Linked DNA regions of Homo sapiens: region 1 is linked to region 2. A link is a loop called in an ENCODE intact Hi-C map of the cell type or tissue named here. Cell type or tissue: chondrocyte. All regions are shown on one strand. Each heading gives the region's core, and the rest is flanking DNA. Links, peaks and the distances in the headings are about the cores only. Region 1 overlaps ZC3H12B (zinc finger CCCH-type containing 12B). Region 2 overlaps ZC3H12B (zinc finger CCCH-type containing 12B).

What was found. Peaks named below come from ENCODE experiments on the same cell type or tissue, not always from the same donor. Only the 100,000 strongest peaks of a DNase experiment are listed, where the experiment ranks them.
Region 1: a loop joins it to region 2, with 5 times the contacts of the local background. A loop is called at or near these places in 2 of 110 quality-filtered maps.

What each region holds. Positions count from the first base shown.
Region 1 is chrX:65,404,703-65,410,092 of GRCh38, forward strand. All of the region lies in intron 5 of ZC3H12B (zinc finger CCCH-type containing 12B), which reads left to right. It also overlaps the pseudogene TLE1P1. Among named protein-coding and RNA genes, the nearest start is that of LAS1L, 130 kb to the right of the region's middle. In chondrocyte, for the core only: no CTCF peak of the experiment used is centred there; DNase peaks (open chromatin) are centred at 2,204 and 2,748.
Region 2 is chrX:65,462,528-65,467,917 of GRCh38, forward strand. The region is part of intron 5 of ZC3H12B (zinc finger CCCH-type containing 12B); the gene reads left to right. Among named protein-coding and RNA genes, the nearest start is that of LAS1L, 70 kb to the right of the region's middle. RefSeq lists an enhancer at 899-1,427 and a silencer at 1,062-1,356. In chondrocyte, for the core only: no CTCF peak of the experiment used is centred there; no DNase peak of the experiment used is centred there.

The DNA of each region.
Region 1 (5,390 bases), core at 139-5,138, 58 kb before region 2:
AAGGAAACATTATTAGAGCTAAAGAGAGAGATAGTTCCCAATACAATAATATCTGGAGACTTCAACACCCCACTCCCAGCATTGGACAGATCGTCAAGACAGAAAATCAACAAAGAAACATCAGACTTGATCTGCAGTATAGATCAAATGAATCTAATAGATACTTACAGAACATTTTATCTGTTGGTGGCAGAATACACATTCTTTTCTTCAGCACATGGATTATTCTTTAAAATAGACCATATGATAGGTCAAAAAAGTCTGAAAACATTCAACAAAATTGAGATAACATCAAGCATCTTCTCTGACCACAATAAAATAAAATTAGAAATTAATGATAAGATAAATTTGGGAAACTATACAAACACATGGAAGTTAAACAATATGTTCCTGAATGACGAGTGGGTCGATGAAACAATTTTTGTAAACTTCTTAAAACAAAAGACAATGGAAACACAACATACCAAAATCTATGGGATACAGCAAAAGCAGTACTAAGAGGGAAGTTTATAGCTGTAAGTCCCTACATCAAAAAAGAGGAATAACTTCAAATAAACAATCTAATGATACATCTTAAAGAAATAGAAAAGCAAAAGCAAACCAAACCTAAAATTAGTAGGAGAAAAGAACTAATAGGCTGGGTGTGGTGGCTCACGCCTGTAGTCCCAGCACTTTGGGAGGCCGAGGCAGGCGGATCAATTCAAGTCAGGAGTTTGAGACCAGCCTGGCCAACGTGGTGAAACCCTGTCTCTACTAAAAATACAAAAATTAGCCAGGCGTGGTGACAGGTGCCTGTAATCCCAGCTACTCTGCAGGCTGAGGCAAGAGAATCACTCAAACCCAGGAGGCGGAGGCTGCCGTGAGCCAAGATAGCAGCACTGCACTCCCGCCTGGGTGACAGAAGGAGACTCCATCTCAGAAATAATAATAATAATAAAATAAAGATTAAAACAAATAAATGAATTTAAAATGAGGAAAATAATACAAAAGATCAATGAAACAAAAAGTTGGTTTTTTGAAAAGTAAAACAAAATTGACAAAACTTTAGCCAAACTTACTAATAAAAGGAGAGAAGATTCAAATAAAAGCATTAGAAATGAAAAAGGAGACATTACAACTGATACTGCAGAAATTCAAAGATCATTTGTGGCTATGATGAGCAAATATATGCCAATGAGTTGGAAAATCTAGAAGAAATGGACAAATTTCTAGGTACATACAACCTATCAAGATTGAACCAGAAAGAAATCCAAAACCTGAACAGACCAATAACAAGTAATAAGATCAAAGCCATATTAAGAAGTCTCTTAGTAAAGAAAAGCTAGGGACCCAGTGGCTTCACTGCTGATTTCCACAAACATTTAAAGAGAACTGGTACCCATCCTACTAAAACTATTGCGAAAAATAGAAGAACAGAAAATACTTCTAAATTCATTATATGAAGTCAGCATTACCCTGAAACCAAAACCAGACAAAGACACAACAAAAAAAGAAAACTACAGTTCAATATCTCTGATGAATATCGATGCAAAAATCCTCAACAAAATACTAGCAAAACCGAATTCAATGTTACATTAAAAAAAAAAAATTCATCATGACCAAGTGGGATTCATCCCTGGGATGCAAGGATGGTCCAACATATGCAAATCAATCAATGCGATACATCATAGCAACAGGAATGAAGCATAAAAACCATATGATTATTTCAACTGATGCCAAAAAGCTTTTGATAAAATTCAACATCCCTTCATGATTAAAAAAAAAAAAAAGCTCTCATAAAACAGGGGATAGAAAGAACATACCTCAACATAATAAAAGCTATATAGGGCTGCGGGCTAGCGTCCCCCGCCCGATCGGGGCTGAACGGGGCTGGGCGGGGCTGGGCGGGGCTGGGCGGGGCTGGGCGGGGCTGGGCGGGACTGGGCGGGGCCGGGCGGGGCCGGCGCTGGTTAGCTCCTGAGTGTGAAACCGCGTGTTAGTGTAACCCACGCCAGAGGCGCGGGCGGCGGCGGCGGCGGTAGGAGCGGCGGCTGCAGGAGCAGCAGCAGCAGAAGCAGCGGCGGGTACTCTGTGCTCTGCGTCCCGGAGGCAGCCGACTGCGCCACCCCACCCTCGCACGGCCGGGCGGGACCCGCGCCACCAGCCCGGACCTCCGTCGTCCCGCGGCGACCAAAATCTCCGCTGGCCGCACCGCTGTGACTACTCCGGACTCGCCGGCAGAGTTTGCCCGCCGGGGAGGGTGGCCGATTGGCGGAGCGCACTCCTGCTGTTTCTCCCACCATCTCGTGGATGTCGTCCCTCGGGTGGTGAGAGAACTTTGCAGTGGGCTGGAGCGCCCTTTGCGGAGAAGCACACGAAGGTGAAGGAAGGAAAGAAAGAAGACCGAGGAAGAAAAGAAAGAAGACCGAGGAAGAAAAGAAAGAAGACCGAGGAAGAAAAGAAAGAAGACTGAGGAAGAAAAGAAAGAAGACCGAGGAAGAAGGGGCTCGGAAGAAGGGTCCGGAGCGGCCGGGCCGGCCGTGCAGGGCGAGTGCGCGCGAGGCGCGGCGCCCTGATGCTCCCCGAGCTCGAGGAGCAGCGGCCATTTGCGGGACTGCTCTCGGTGGAGTAGCCCCGTCGGGCCCGGAGGTTTGTGCAACCGCGGAGAACACCGAGTGCTGGTCGCACGGGGCGTGCCGAGCCGCCTTCCGGCGCGCCCTCCGCACTTTCCCCGCCTAGTCATCCCTCGCTCCCCGGCCAGGAGCCTCCGCCGCGTCCTCAACCTCTCTCCCTTTTGCGTCCCGGGACCCTGCGAGCACCCGGGCCGAGGGCGCAGCCGAGTCTTGCGGGAGTCGCCCCGAAAGCGTCGGGTTTGTGTGGGGTTAGCGGGGGCCGCCGCGCCACCTGCGCCTCGCCCGCCGCCGCCTCGGGGAAAACCCGAAGAGGAGGCGGACCAGGAGAAGAGCAAAGAAAAGCAGCCCGTCTGGATTTGTTTGCCCAGGACTGGCGCCGCGCACGCGGATCCCCGAGGGGAGTGCGGTCGGAGTCACCGCGCCCCCGCCTCCCCGCCCGGGCGACTGAGGCCGGGGGGTTGGAGCACTGCCCCCGCGCACAGTCCCCGAACGCCCGACGTCTCCGCGCAGGTTATTGAAGCAGCTGGGCCTGGGGCGCCCACTAATGTGGCCCTGAGGGCCGGAGCCCGCACCGACGGGAGCGGGAGCCGGAGCAGCTGCGGGCGCCGAGTGGCCGGTACGCCCGGCCTAGCGCGCCTGCGTGCGTGGCCACCTCGCTCCCCGCTTCTGCCTGGCTTTCCGGCTTAATTTTCCTCGGCGGGATTAAAGTTGGAAATTGACCGGAGAATTGAGTTGCCGGGGAACAGAGCCCCGGCCGCCGCCAGCGCGATGTTCCCGCAGAGCCGGCACCCGACGCCGCACCAGGCTGCAGGCCAGCCCTTCAAGTTCAGTATCGCGGAGTCCCTGGACCGGATTAAAGAGGAATTCCAGTTCCTGCAGGCGCAGTATCACAGCCTTAAATTGGAATGTGAGTAACCGGCAAGTGAAAAGACAGAAATGCAGAGGCACTATGTGATGTATTACGAAATGCCATATGGATTAAACATTGAAATGCACAAACAGACTGAAATCGCCAAGAGATTGAATACGATTTGTGCACAAGTCATCCCATTTCTGTCTCAGGAACATCAACAACAGGTGGCCCAGGCTGTCGAACGTGCCAAACAGGTGACCATGGCAGAGTTGAATGCCATCATCGGGCAGCAGCAGTTGCAAGCTCAGCATCTTTCTTATGGCCACGGACCCCCAGTTCCCCTTACGCCTCACCCTTCGGGACTTCAGCCTCCTGGAATCCCGCCCCTCGGGGGCAGTGCCGGTCTTCTTGCACTGTCTAGTGCTCTGAGTGGGCAATCTCACTTGGCAATAAAAGATGACAAGAAGCATCAAGATGCAGAGCACCACAGAGATGAGAGGCCCGGCAAGCCAGATTAGGACTTTGTCCTCATACTCTTACAGTGCTGCAAAGTTGTGTGGATCGCTAAAGAGAGCCCCAACCTATACAGAAAGCAAACAATGAGATAAGAGGAACTGTCTCAAAGCTTTCCACTGAAACACAGGTCACCCTGGAAGTTTGCAGGGTTTGCTGTGGGCATCTGTAGATTTCTCGATCTCGTTAGATTGCAGGCATCTTGACATCTTGGCAACTGCCTAGTTAATGCCAGTGGCCTGTACCATATTATGGAAAACTGTTAACTGCTTAATTGGGTAATTTTCAAAGAAAGTAATGTTGTTAAATGGGGTGAAATAAGAAGTTAAATTTGAAAGTGAATGTGTTCAAATGAAAGGTTTGATAATTGCATCTGTTACTACTTAGTTTCATAGGCTTTAATTCTAGTATGCATTAAATATTGGGCAAAATTGCACTTGACTAATTTTTTGAAGAAAAGTAATTTATTCTGTCAAGAAATAAAAAAATAGGCTTTGTGTATGGTTAAACTAAATCTTATGTTTACAAAATACTGTAATTTTCAGGAAATCACTGTATTAGGAATGTGCAATGACTTATATAAATGAAAGCCATTTTTAAAACTGAAAAAAAAATAAAAAAAATAAAAGCCATATATGACAGCTCCACAGCAAGTATCATACTGAATGGGGAAAACCTGAAAGCCTTTTGTCTAAGATCTGGAACATTACTAGAATGCCCACTTTCACCACTGTTATTCAACATAGTAGCGGAAGTCCTAGCTAGAGCAATCAAACAAGAAAAAGAAATAAATGGCAACCAACTTGGAATGAAAGAAGTAGTATTATTTTTGTTTGCAGACAATATGATCATATATTTGGAAAAACCTAAAGACTCCACACACACACACACACACACACACACACACACACACACACAATTAGAACTGATAAATTCAGTAAGGTAGGAGGTTACAAAATTAACATACAAAAAAAATCAATTGCATTTCTACATCCCAACAGTGAGCAATCCTAAAAAGAAATTTAAAAAGTAATCCCATTTACAATAGCCACAAATAAAATTCAATACCTAGGAATTAAAGAAGCAAAAGATTTCTCAAAAATTATAAAACACTGATGAAAGAAATTGAAGAGGACACCAAAAAATGGAAAGACATTCCATGTTCATCTATTAGAAGAATCAATATTGGTAAAATATTCATACTACACAAAGCAATCTACAGATTCAATGTAATCCCTATCAAAATGCCAACAACATTATTCACAGAAATAGAAAAAAATGCTAAAATTTATATAGGCATACATAAGACCCAGAATAGCCAAAGTTATCCTATGCAATAAGAGCAAAATTGGAGAAATCACATCCAAATTCAAATTATATTACAGAGCTATAGTAATCAAATCAGCATGGTA
Region 2 (5,390 bases), core at 238-5,237:
AAAAAACTTCATTAATCAGATACATTAAAAGTAATGTTTTATTTGCTCAGAGAACTTAAAAGACATCCCTGAAGTTGTGTAGCTTGAAGGAAGCATAGCTTGACCTTAGAAGGCAGGTTCTTGCTTACACACTGTTGGTGGGAATGTAAATTAGTTCAGCCACTGTTGAAAGCAGTTTGGAGATTTCTCAAAGAACTTAAAATGGAACTACCATTTGACCCAGTAATCCCATTACTGGGTATATATCCAAAAGAAAACACATCATTCTACCAAAAAGACACGTGCACTCGCATGTTCATTGTAGCACTATTCACAATAGCAAAGACATGGAATCAACCTAGTTGTCCATCAATGGTGGATTGGATATAGAAAATATGGTGTATATACACCATGGAATACTACACAGCCGTAAAAATGAATAAAATCATTTCATTTGCAGCAACATGGATACTTCTGGAGGCCATTATCCTAAGTGAATTAATGCAGGAACAGAAAACCAAAGAGTATGTGTTCTCACACATAAGTGGGAGCTAAACATTGAGTACTCATGGACATAAAGATGGGAACAACAGATACTGGGGACTACTAGAAGAGGGAGGAAGAAATGTGGGGAAGGGTTGAAAAACTAACTCTTGAGTACTATGCTCACTACCTGGGTAATGGGATTAAACATACCCCAAACCTCAGCATAATGTAATATACTCATGTAACAAAGCTGCACAAGTACCCCTTGAATCTAAAATAAATGGAGAAGAATGATGGTGGTATTTTTATGGGAATTGCATTGAATTTGTAGATTGCTTTTGGCAGTATGGTCATTTTCACAATATTGATTCTACCCACCCATGAGCATGGGATGTTTTTCCATTTGTTTATGTCATCTATGATTCCTTTTAAAAAATAAAAAGTGAATCAGTGGGCTTTCAGAAAGTTTCTTATTTTCATTTCCTGAGGTTGCTGTAACAAACTCGGTCAATAGAAATTTATTTTCTCACAATTCTGGAGGCCAGAAGTCTGAAATCTAGGTGCTGGCAGGGCTGCACTCTTTCCGGAGTTTATAAGAGAGAATCCCTTCCTTGCCTCTCCAGCTTTTGGTGACTGTTGGCATTCCTAAGCTTGTAACTGCATCTTTCCCTGTTCTGTCATTACATCACCTTCTCTTTTGTATATGTGTCTCCCACTGCGCATTCTTTTGTTTTCAGTGTCTCCCAGGCATTCAAAATATGCTGGTTTCTTATCACCACTCTAAGTCACGCAAGACAGAAACCAGTCTTTTTAGGCAGCTCCCCGAGAAGCCAGACCATTGAATACACATTTCACTTTTCTCTTCTCCCACTGCTGAAGCCATGAGCTAGTTGCTTTTTCCCAGTTTTGCCAAGCTGTATCAGCTTCTGTCTGTGTTGTTACAAGTTATTTGGTGCTGCCACAGCTGCTGGGCCCTCTTTTTTCTTAGTGGCTCCTAACCATCCAAATTATTCCTGTTTCCCATAAGTTGTTTTAGTCAGGTGAGACAAAAACAGCAGCTTCCCAAAAAGTCAGAATGTTAGATAAATGTTCTACTATTTTCTTACTCTCTCAAAGGAGAAAATGTATGTTGGACTTTTGCTCCCAATGGGAGATGTGTTAACCTGAGAGAGGGCCTGATATGGATAAAATTAAAAGCATTTTCATACCTATTTCAATGCAGCTGTTCTTAGCTTTGAGCTTCCCTGGGATACTTTGACTTCCTAACTGGGTTCTTATGTTTTTTGATTATGAATTCAATCTCTTTACTTATTATAGGTCTGTTTAGATTTCAAGTCATTTCCTGAGTCCGTTTTAGTATTTTGTCTTTCTAGGAATTTGGACATTTTGTCTAAATTATATAATTGGTTGGAATACAAATATTCATACTATAGCATTTCCATATAATAATTTTTATTTCTGTAAGTTCAGCAGTAATATCCCCTTTTATTCCTGATTTTAGTAATTTATGTCTCCTTTTTTTTAATCTCTGTCAATCTAGCCAAGGTTTGTCAATTTTATTGATCTTGTCAAACAAACTACTTTTTATTGATTTATTCTGTTTTATTATATGTATTTATTTATGTTCTAATATTTATTATTTTCTTCATTCTCCTTGAGTTTAGTTTCTTTTGTTGTGATTTTGTTTGTTTGTTTCTTAAGGTGAGTGGCTAGGTTATTGACTTGACATTTTTATTATTTTTAATGTCGGTTTTTATAGGTAGAAAACTTTTCTTTAAGCACTGTTTTGCTGCATTTCCTAAATTTTGGTATAATGTGGTTTGGTTTTGATTAATCTCAAAGTATTTTCTAATCTCCTTTGTGGTTTCTGATTTGAGCCACTGATTATTTAGAATCATCTGATTGATTTCCACATATTTTTCATGTTTTTGAATTTTGCAAACTTCCTTTCATTATTAATTTTATATTTAATTTCATTTTAGAGAGAACATAATTTATATTATTTCAATCTTTTTAAATTTATTGAGGCTTATGTATGCCCTAACATATTACCATATGTATTTGAGGAGTATGAGCATTCTGCAGCTGTCAGATGTAATGTTCTGTAGATTTCTGTTGTGGTTAGTTGGTTTGTAGAAATGTTGAAATCACCTGTTTTATTATTAATCTTCTGCTTAGTTGGTATTTCCATTATTGAAAGAGAGTATTAAAGACCTCAAATATTATTGTTGAATTGTTGGTTTCTCCTTTCAGTTCTGTCTGGTTTTGCTTTATGTATTTTGGGGCTGTGTTACTAGGTACATATATATTTATAATTTCATTGTCTTCTTGACTGGTTGATCCATTTATGATTATAAAGTGCCACTTTTTTTCTCTAGTAACATTTTTTTCTCAAAGTGTATTTTATTTGATACTAGTATAGCCATTCCAGCTCTTTTTTTGCTACTGTTTGCATGGCATATCTTTTTCCATTCTTTTACTTCCACCCTATTTGTGCCTTTTAACCTATAGTATGTCTGTTGCAGACAGCATTTATTTGGATCATGTCTTTTAATTCATTCTTCCAATTTGTGTCTTTTAATTGGAGAGTTTAATTCATTTACATTGAAGGTAATTACTGATTTTGAAGGACTTCTGCTATTTTGCTTTCTATTTCCTATATGTATTATGATTATTTGTGTTACTCTTTTCCTCCAATACTGCCTTATTTTGTGTTGAATAGTGATTTTCTAGTGTACCATTTTAATCTCTTATCTCTTTTATTATATTTTTGAGTTATTTTCATAGAGATTATTCTGCAGGTTATATTAACATCTTTTATTTTTTCCAACTTTATTTAGGTATATTTAACATTTTTAAGTTATATACATTTAAGGCATACAACTTCATGATTATATATATTTTTTTGATATAATATATTCATATATATATGTACACACACATTGTAAAATATTCACCACAAAAGCTAATTAGCATATCCATCACCTCACATAGTTATCATTTTTATATGTGATGAGCACACTTGAAATCTACCCTCTGAGCAAATTTCAAGTATATGATACAATATTGTTAACTATAGTGATATTGTTGTACATTAGATCACCAGAACTTATTTATCTTTCATTATTACTAAAACTTTATACCCCTTGACAGACATCCTCCCACATCTTCCTCTCTCCAGCCCCCAGTAACCACTCTTCTACTCTCTGTTTCCGTGAGTTTGACATTTTTAGATTCTACATATAAGTGAGATCATGGGGTATATATTTTTCTACATCTTGCTTATTTAACTTAGAATAATGCCCTCCAGATTCATCCAAGTTGTCACAAATAGAATGATTTTTTCTTTTATAGGACTAAACAATATTCCATTATATATCTCACATCTCACATCTCTCACATTATCTATATATATCATATTATTATTATTAGATAGATAAATAGACAGATCTCACATTATCATTATCCTGTTATCCATCAGTGGACATTAAGGTTTTCTCTTTATCTCAGCTATTGTGAATAATACTCAAATGAACATTGGATTGCAGATTTCTTTCCAAGATACTGATTTTATTTCTTTAGCCTATGTACTCAAAAGTGAGATTGCTGGATTGTAAGGTAATTCTATTTTTAATTTTGAAATGAATCTCCATACTATTTTCCATAAAGCGTTCCAATTTCCATTTCTCCCAACAGTATACAAAGGTTCTCTTTTCTTCACTTCCTGCCCAAAACTTGTTGTAGTTCATCATACTGATAATAGCCTTTCTAACAGGTGTGAGGTGTTATCTCATTGTGCTTTTGATTTGCATTTTCCTGATTAATAATTTTGAGCACCTTTTCTTATACTTCTTGGGCATTTGTATTTTTTTAATTTTGTTCTATATATATTTATATATATGTAACTATATATATAAAACCAAATATATATATATATATATATATATATATATATATATATATATATATATATTTCAATAGTTTTCTTGGTACAGGTGTTTTTAGGTTACATGGATGAATTGTATAGTGGTGAAGTCTGAAATTTTAGTGCACCCATCACTAGAGTATGGACATTGTACCAGGTAATAGTTTCTCATCACTAACCTCACAATCTACCCCATTCTGAGACTCCAGTGTCCATTATACTACTCTGTATGCCTTTGCATACCCATAGCTTAGCTCCCACTTATAAGTGAGAAGATACGATATTTGGTTTTCCATTCCTGAGTTACTTTTCTTAGAATAATAGCCTCCAGCTGCAACCAAGTTGCTGCAAAAGACATTATTTTATTATTCTTTTTATGGCTGAGTAGTATTCCATGATATACAGGTACCACATTTTCTTTCTCCACTCATTTGTTGGTGGGCACTTATGTTGGTTCTATATCTTTTCAATTGTGAATTGTGCTGTGATAAACATACATGTGCAGGTATATTTTTGATATAATGACTTATTTTCCTTTGGATAGATACCCAGTAGTGGGATTGCTGGATTGAATGGCAGATCTACTTTTAGTTCTTTGAGAAATCACCAAACTATTTTTCAAAGAGATTGTACTATTTACATTATCACCAGCAGCATATAAGCATTCTCTTTCCACTGCATCCAAGCCAACATCTATTTGCTTTTTGACTTTAATAATGGCCATTCTAGCTAGGGTAAGGTGATACCTTATTGTTATTTTAATTTGAATTTCCTTGACAATTAGTGATGTTGAGTATTTTTTCATATGTTTGTTGGCCATTTGTATATCTCCTTTTGAGAAATGTCTACTCATATCACTTGCCCACTTTTTGATGGCATTGTTTATTTTTCTTTTTACTGATTTGTGTGAGTTCCTTGTAGTTCTGAATATTAGTCCTTTGTCTTTGTCAGATGAATAGTTTAAAAATATTTTCTCCCATTCTATGGGTTGTCTGCTTAT